Linked DNA regions of Homo sapiens: region 2 is linked to region 1. Evidence: read pairs that join two places in POLR2A ChIA-PET (ENCODE). Cell type or tissue: PC-9. All regions are shown on one strand. Region 1 overlaps ADK (adenosine kinase). Region 2 overlaps VDAC2 (voltage dependent anion channel 2).

The links. Peaks named below come from ENCODE experiments on the same cell type or tissue, not always from the same donor. Only the 100,000 strongest peaks of a DNase experiment are listed, where the experiment ranks them.
Region 2: POLR2A ChIA-PET joins it to region 1 with 18 read pairs; 2 of 35 experiments call an interaction of 5 or more read pairs at or near these places.

Annotation. Positions count from the first base shown.
Region 1 is chr10:74,236,736-74,240,735 of GRCh38, forward strand. The region is part of intron 3 of ADK (adenosine kinase); the gene reads left to right. It overlaps LOC124902456 (a long non-coding RNA gene), which reads left to right. Exons shown (of 2, transcript XR_007062198.1): 1 at 1-4,000. Among named protein-coding and RNA genes, the nearest start is that of ADK, 88 kb to the left of the region's middle. In PC-9, no CTCF peak of the experiment used is centred here; a DNase peak (open chromatin) is centred at 1,516.
Region 2 is chr10:75,214,651-75,218,650 of GRCh38, forward strand. The region is part of intron 4 of VDAC2 (voltage dependent anion channel 2); the gene reads left to right. Among named protein-coding and RNA genes, the nearest start is that of VDAC2, 5.9 kb to the left of the region's middle. In PC-9, no CTCF peak of the experiment used is centred here; a DNase peak (open chromatin) is centred at 2,091; H3K27ac peaks cover 1,908 bases.

The DNA of each region.
Region 1 (4,000 bases):
GAAGATTATATTCCCCAGTGCATATAAAAGTTGTGGTGATATCACACTGTAATCTATTGTATACAATAACATTGTGTATAAAAAATGTATATGCCTTAATTTAATGTAATCTATTGTATACAATAACATTGTATATAAAAATGTATATTCCTTAATCCATAAAAATACTTTATGGATGAAAATGCTAACAATCATCTGAGCCTTTAGCAAGTTACAATCATTTTGCTGGTGGAGGGTCTTGCCTCAGTGTTGATGGCTACTGACTGATCAGGATGTTGGTTGCTGAAGGTTGGAGTGTCTGTGGCAATTTCTTAAAATAAGACAATAATGAAGTTTGCTGTGTCAGAGCCTTCCTTTCATGAAAAATTTCTCTGTAATATGCAATGCTGTCTGATAGCATGTTACCCACAGTAGAATTTGGAAAATTGGAGTCAGTCCTCTCAAACCATGCTGTTACTTTATCAACTTAAGTTTATGGAATATTCAAAATTCTTTGTTGTCATTTCAGCAGTGTTCACAGCATCTTCACCAGGAGTACATTCCATCTTAGGAAACCACTTTTTTTGCTCATCTATAAGAAGCAACTCCCTGTCCATTCAAGTTTTATCATGAGATTGCAACATTTCAGTATCCATCTTCAGGCTCCACTTCCAATTCTAGTTCTCTTGCTATTTCTACCACATCTGCAGTGACTTCTTCCCTGAAGTCTTGAAGCGCTCAAAGTCATCCACAAGGGCTGGAATTCACTTCTTCCAAACTCCTGTTAATGTTGATGTTTTGACCTCCTCCCATGAATCACGAATGTTCTTAATGGCATCTAGAATGATGAATACGTTGCAGGAGGTTTTCATTTTAGTTTGTCTGATCCATCAGAGGAATCACGGTCTATGGCAGCTATAGTCTTGCAAAATATATTTCTTAAATAATAAGACTTGAAAGTCAAAATTACTTCTTGATTTGGGGGTTGCAGAATGAATGTTGTATTAGCAGCCATGAAAACAGCATTCATCTCCTTATACATCTCCATCAGAGCACTTGGGTGACTGGGTGCATCATCAATGAGCAGAAATATTTTAAAAGGGGCCAGGCATGGTGGCTCATGTCTGTAATTCCAGGACTTTGGGAGACTGAGGCAGGCAGATCACCTGAGGTCGGGAGTTCGAGACCAGCCTGACCAACAGGGAGAAACCCCGTCTCTACTAAGAATAGAAAATTAGGTGTGGCAGTGCATGCCTGTAATCCCAGCTACTCGGGAGGCTGAGGTAGGAGAATCGCTTGAACCCAGGAGGCGGAGGTCATGGTGAGCCAAGATTGCACCATTGCACTCCAGCCTGGGCAACAAGAGTGAAACTCCATCTCAAAAAAATAAAAGCCTAGCCTCCCAAAGTGCCAGGATTACAGGCATGAGCCACCGCGCCTGTCTGTCCGCCCGTCTTCTTTTTTAAGAGCAAGAAAAGGTTTCCCAGAAGTACTCTGGTAGATTCTTATCACACACACATTCCTAAACCAGTTACTGGCAAAGAAAATAGAATTATCATGATTAATTAGCATATTCTGAAGTACATGCTTCCTTATAACTGAACAAAAATTAGAGCTCCACTGGCAACGCGGAAATGGCTGTTGACTTGGCAACTAATAGTGAATTGCTCACAATGTTTAAGTGAAATGGCCTGTCAGATTTCCTGGGAACACAGGAACCAGGGCCAGACTTAGAAACGGCCTCAGTAAGAGGTTTTCTAAAACTATTTTCTGGTATCGTAATTATTCCTAATTACCTTGTGCACTAAAAAAATTTAAAAATTTTAAATTTAGAATTTTAAACACATTTCCTGACAGTAACCAAGATATAAAAATGTGTAAAATTGAGTGAATATATTTTAAAGCATGGAAGATTTGTGTTACCCTCAGACTTGAAAGGGAACCTGCAAAGTTATGGTCTCATGGGAAATATTGTTTCTTTTTGCCTTGACATAATTTTCAGGCTCTTTGGTTTTATTCTAAGCAACCCAGCAGGGCACCTTTAAAAAGAAACAAACAAAATTACTGTCTCTAAACCAAAGAAGATAGAAAAATACATTCAGGAGAATAGTATACATTGAAAACTGCCACTTTAGCTAGTGCTTTTTTTTTTTTTTTTTTTTTTTTAAGACGGAGTCTCGCTCTGTTCCAGGCTGGAGTGTAGTGGTGCGATCTCAGCTCACTGCAACCTCCACCTTCCAGTTTCAAATGATACTTATGCCTCAGCCTCCTGAGTAGCTGGGATTACAGGGGCCAGCCACCATGCCCAGCTAATTTTTTCATATTTTTAGTAGAGAGTACTTTTTAACTGAGAAGAGATGCTGTAAAGTTTTAGGAAATCACAGTGGGGACAGTAGTCATACTTCTACTTTCTTCTGAATATAATATTGTTTCTTTTTTCTCCTGCAGTTACTTATTTTTTTTTTCTTTTTGCTTTAAGGCTTGGTAGTTCTGAGAATTTTAGATTCAGTTATAATCGAATGTAACTATCAACACATGTTATGGAGTAGTATAAATTGTTACTTGATGTTTGGAGTTGTTTTACTCAGTCACTCAGCAAAGGTAAGATTAGATCTCCGTTAGATGAAAAGTATTATCTCTTATGCAAAGAGACATTGGTTAGCTCTGGATGAAGACAATGGCTATGGGGTCAGTCAACCTTGTAGAAAGAATAGGCTAGGCACAGTGGCTCATGCCTGTAATCCCACCACTTTGGGGTGGTCGAAGCCAGTGGATCACTTGAGCCCAGCAGTTCGAGACCAAACTCGGCAACATAGTGAGAGCCCCCTCTCTACAAAAAATTTGAAAATTAGCCAGGGCATGGTGGTGTGTACCTCTGGTACTAGCTATCAGGAGGCTGAGGTGGGAGGATCTCTTGACCTGGGGAGGTTGAGTCTGCATGCAGTGAGCCATGATTGCGCCACTGGACTCCAGCCTGGGTGAGAAAGTGAGACCTTGTCTCAAAAAAAAAAAAAAAAAAAAAAAAAAGACACAATAAAAGTAAAATTGTATAATCTCTGGAAAAAACAAAATAGGCTGTCATGTTCTAATACTCAATATGTAAGGATGTTTAGTATATTAGTGGGTATAATTATTAATAAAATATTCTATTTAGTTATCTTTGAACCAGTTTGTAATAACCAAACCACAAAAATTCAATTTGCTTTGTATGTAAAAATCTTTTAAAATAGAAAGTCCTGCCTTAACTTTCATAAATCTGAATGTGAGCATATATTTATGCTTTTCATTTCTTTGCACAGCTTTTTTTTTTTTTCCTCTAAGACAGAGTCTCACTCTGTCACTCAGGCTGGAGTATAGTGGCACGATCTGAGCTCACTGCAACCTCTACCTCCCAGGTTCAAGTGATTCTTGTCCATCAGCCTCCCAAGTAGCTGGGATTACAGGTGTGCAACACCATACCTGGTTAATTTTTGTATTTTTAGCAGAGACAGGGTTTCGCCATGTTGTCCAGGCTGGTGCACAGCATTTTGTTGTTGATGTGTGAGACTTGTAATATAACAGTAATAATGCTGTCATTTCTTAAAGATGATATATAATCCTATCAAAATATTCCTGGGAAGTAGGTATTTGTCAGCCTGTCAGTGTTTTCCTTTTATTTTGTGTGTGTGTGTGTGTGTGTGTGTGTGTCTGTGTGTGTGTGTGTTTTAGTACATTCTCCCAGATGCTGAAATTTTCCCTTTAAACTGTTACTATGATGTATGTCTTATTTCTTTCTCTTTTTTGGTCCTAATTATGCTCTCAGGAGTTAAGACAGTATAAAATTATGTTTTTTAAAGGAAACTTCATCAAATACTTGGAAATTAGCAAATATTTTTTAGAGGTAGAAACTGTCATTTATATTCCTAAGACTTGTAGGCCATTGTATTTGTTGACTGACTGATTTGACTGAGAACCTAGTGTGTGATAACGTGTCACTGTTTCTGTCAACTTATATAATTGAGGGTCTTTTTAATTGTTCTTA
Region 2 (4,000 bases), 980 kb after region 1:
AGTAGCTGGAATTACAGGTGCCTGCCACCACGCCTGACTGATTTTTGTATTTTTAGTAGAGCTGGGGTTTCACCATGTTGGCCAGGCTGGTCTCCAACTCCTGACCTCAGGTGATCCACCCACCTTGGCCTCCCAGAGTGCTGGGATTACAGGTGTGAGTCACCATGCCCAGCCAAGAATATTTTTAAAGAGGTTAATATTTTGGTATTTGGGTGTCTTGATAGTTCAATGAACTGTTTACAAAGGGGATAAACTAATATTTAACTTTTTTCGAGACAGGGTCTCACTCGGTTGCCCAGGCTGGAGTGCAGTGAGTGCAGTGGCACAATCTCAGCTCACTGCAGCCTCGACCTCTTGGGCTCAAGCAATCTTCCCACCTCAGCCTCCCAAGCATCTGGGAGTACAGGCCGTATCCATCATGCCTGAGTATTTTTTGTAGTTTTTCTAGAGATGACGTTTTGCCATGTTGCCCAGGCTAGTCTTGAACTCCTGAGCTCAAGTGATCCACTTGCCTTGGCCTCCCAAAGTGCTGGGATTACAGATGTGAGCCACCATGCCCAGCTAGTAAAATTTAACTTTGTGAAATTTTTTTTACTTAAAAAATTTTTGTTTTGAGATTATTTTAGGGGTGGGTGTGTGTGCACATTAGAATACTATAGGTTATTTTGATATATGTATGTATGTATATATATAGAGAGAGAGAGACTTTTTTTTTTTTTGAGACGGAGTCTTGCACTGTCACCCAGGCTGGAGTGCAGTGGCATGATCTCAGCTCACTGCAAGCTCCACCTCCCAGGTTCATGCCTTTCTCCTGCCTCAGCCTCATGAGTAGCTGAAACTACAGACACGGGCCACCACGCCCAGCTAATTTTTTTGTATTTTTAGTAGAGATGGGGTTTCACCATGTTAGCCAGGATGGTCTCAATCTCCTGACCTCATGATCTGCCCACCTCGGGCTCCCAAAGTGCTGGGATTACAGGCGTGAGCCACCGCGCCCGGCCTATATAGACATTTTTGATGTAGTGCATGTAACTGATATTTATTTAATCGTATTGTAGTTTTTTTGTTTTGTTTTTTTTTTTTTCCTCTGAGACGCAGTCTTGCTCTGTCGCCCAGGCTGGAGTGCAGTGGCATGATCTCAGCTCACTGCATCCTCCACCTCCCAGGTTCAAGTGATTCTCCGGCCTCAGCCTCCCAAGTAGCTGGGATTACAGGTGCTTGCCACCATGCCCCGCTAATTTTTGTATTTTTAGTAGAAACAGGGTTTTGCCATGTTGGCCAGTCTGGTCTTAAACTCCTGACCTCAAGTGATCCCAAAGTGTTGGGATTACAGGCGTGAGCCACAGCGCTAGCCCTGTAGTTTAAAAGCCTAGGCCTGTTGGATTTCTGGGGATTTACATTGATCATATCTGTCGCTTGGTTTTTTTGGTCTGAAAGGAAGCTTAGGTGTTTAGTTATGATTGGATGACTTATTTGGCCAAGTTAACAGGTTACAGAGCAGTGATTTTTAGTGTTTTTTAATGTTCCCATTGTTAGTCTATTGAGGCCCCTAGTGTATTTGTTGAAACACAAAAGGCCTTCTAAAAAAGATTCAGTCCTTGTGTTTAAAAAGCTTACTTTCTAGTTGGAGAGACAAAATAAACTGAGAGTACTGAGGTAATTAATATCAAATATTAGATCGTTGGATAATCAAATCTTTGTTGGAAAGGAATAGATTGTTGTGTATAGGGTTAGGGAAAGTTTTATGGAAGTAGGTTTAAGAGCATGAAGGATATGTAGGAGCTGGATTAGATATAGCATGTTTTTATTCACATTTAATACATGTAACTCAACAACCATGGTATTGATCCTATAGTATGTCTCTGGCCCCAGATAAGTCCCATTAATACCTGGCTCTGTTTTCTTACCTGAACAGCAAAGCTACTGAAGCCACCCCAGAATGTAGAAGCCAAAATTTCTGGTGGTAAAGGGTATGAGCTGTAATCTGGCCCAACTCTGGTCCCACAGGGTGGTGTTGGCTTTGTTTCTTGAGGCTTCCTTGGCATGTGTATATAGGCTGGCTCTTGATCTGTGGGCTGATGAATGGCCGTAGGTGGGGCCCCAAGAGTCATTAATGTCATTCAGGATTAAAAATAGCTACTCACACATTCCCCATTCAAACTGCTAGAAAAACCTGTTCCATATATATTGTTTTAGTAATGCTTTCCTTTTCTGTGGAGCATATGAAAACGTACAAACTTTCACAGTGTCAGTTCAATTTAATCATTCGGAGGTAGGCTTTGTAATTATAGTTGCAGAAACAGACCCAAAAAAGTTAAGTGAGGCTGGTCACAGTGGCTCATTCCTGTAATCCCAGCGCTTTGGGAGGCCAAGGCAGGAGGATCCCTTGAGCCCAGGAGTTCTGAGACTCACCTGGGCAACATAGTGAGACCCCGTCTCTACAAAAAAATTTAAAAATTAGCTGTGCTTGTTGGTGGGTACCTGAAGTCCCAGCTACTTGGGAGGCTGAGATAGGAGGATCGCTTGAGCCCAGGAGTTTGAGGCTGCAGTGAGCTATGACTGTGGCACTGTACTCCAACCTGGGCGACAGAGTGAGACCCTGTCTCCAAAAAAAACCGCAAAATGTTGTGTCCTGCTCAGTGTGATGCATTTAGTAAATGACACGAAGAACTGGACATCAGAACTCCTAATTTTTATATCTAGTGTTTCCTAACATGATCCAGTGCTTTTTTGTTTAATTGGAAATGGAGTCTCACTCACTCCATCACTCAAGCTAGAGTGCAGTGGTGCCATCTTGGCTCACTGCAACCTCAGGTTCTCAGGTTCAAGTGATTTTCCTGCCTCAGACTCCTGAGTAGCTGGGATTACAGGGATGCACCACCATGCCCGGCTAATTTTTGTATGTTTAGTAGAGACGGGGTTTCACCATGTTGGCTAGGCTGGTCTCAAACTCCCTACCTCAAGTGATCGGCCCGCCTTGGCCTCCTGAAGTGCTGGGATTACAGGTGTGACCCACCACACCCAGCCAGTCCAGTGCTTTTTAGTATAGGTATTGAGGGCTATGCTTTGACTTGAAATTCCTGTTAATGAAAGGGTCTAATTTAGGAGAGTGATGTAAGACCTAAGGATTTGTCTCTAACAGCAGAGCAATAGTTATACAAATGTTCTATTTTCTGAGAGAAGGTTGACTGGCCTTTCCTCCTATTGATACAATTTTTGATATTTCTCACTCTACAGATATCACAATTTCTGGCTGTAGTCTCTTTATTATTTTCACATCAGCTGTCTTCCTTAGGCTTGGCGTGGTGATGCTTGTGATCCCAGCTACTCAGGAGGCTGAGGTACGTGGATCACTTGAGCCTGGGAGGTTGAGGCTGCAGTCAGCTGTGATCACATCATTGTGTTCCAGCTTGGGTGACAGAGGCAAGATGCTGTCTCAAAAAAAAAAAAAAAATTCAGATAAGCCCTCCGTATTTTTTCTTTTTCAGTTCGTGTGCAACCAGGGATTGGCACATTATTATTTTTAGACAGGGTCTCACTGTGTCACCCATGCTGAGTGCAGTGGTGGGATTATGGCTCACTGCAGCCTGGACCTCCCAGGCTCAAGCAGTCCTCCCACCTCTGCCTCCTGAGTAGCTGGGACTACAGGCGCACACCACCACGCTGAGCTGGTTTCTTAATTTTTGTAGAGACATGGTCTTGCTATGTTGCCCAGGCTGGTATCTAAGTGCTGGGATCACAGGCATGAGCCACCACACTCAGTCCCCCATTGATTTTTGAATCCCAAATAAAATCACCTTAGCAAAACCTTCCTTAAAAGATGTACAGTTAGCTGGGGTGGTGGCTTACGTTTGTAATCCCAACACTTTGGGAGGCCGAGGTGGGTGGATCACCTGAGGTCAGGAGTTGGAGACCAGCCTGACCAACATGGTGAAACTCCATCTGTACTAAAAATACAAAAATCAGCTGGGTGTGGTGGCGGGCACCTGTAATCCCAGCT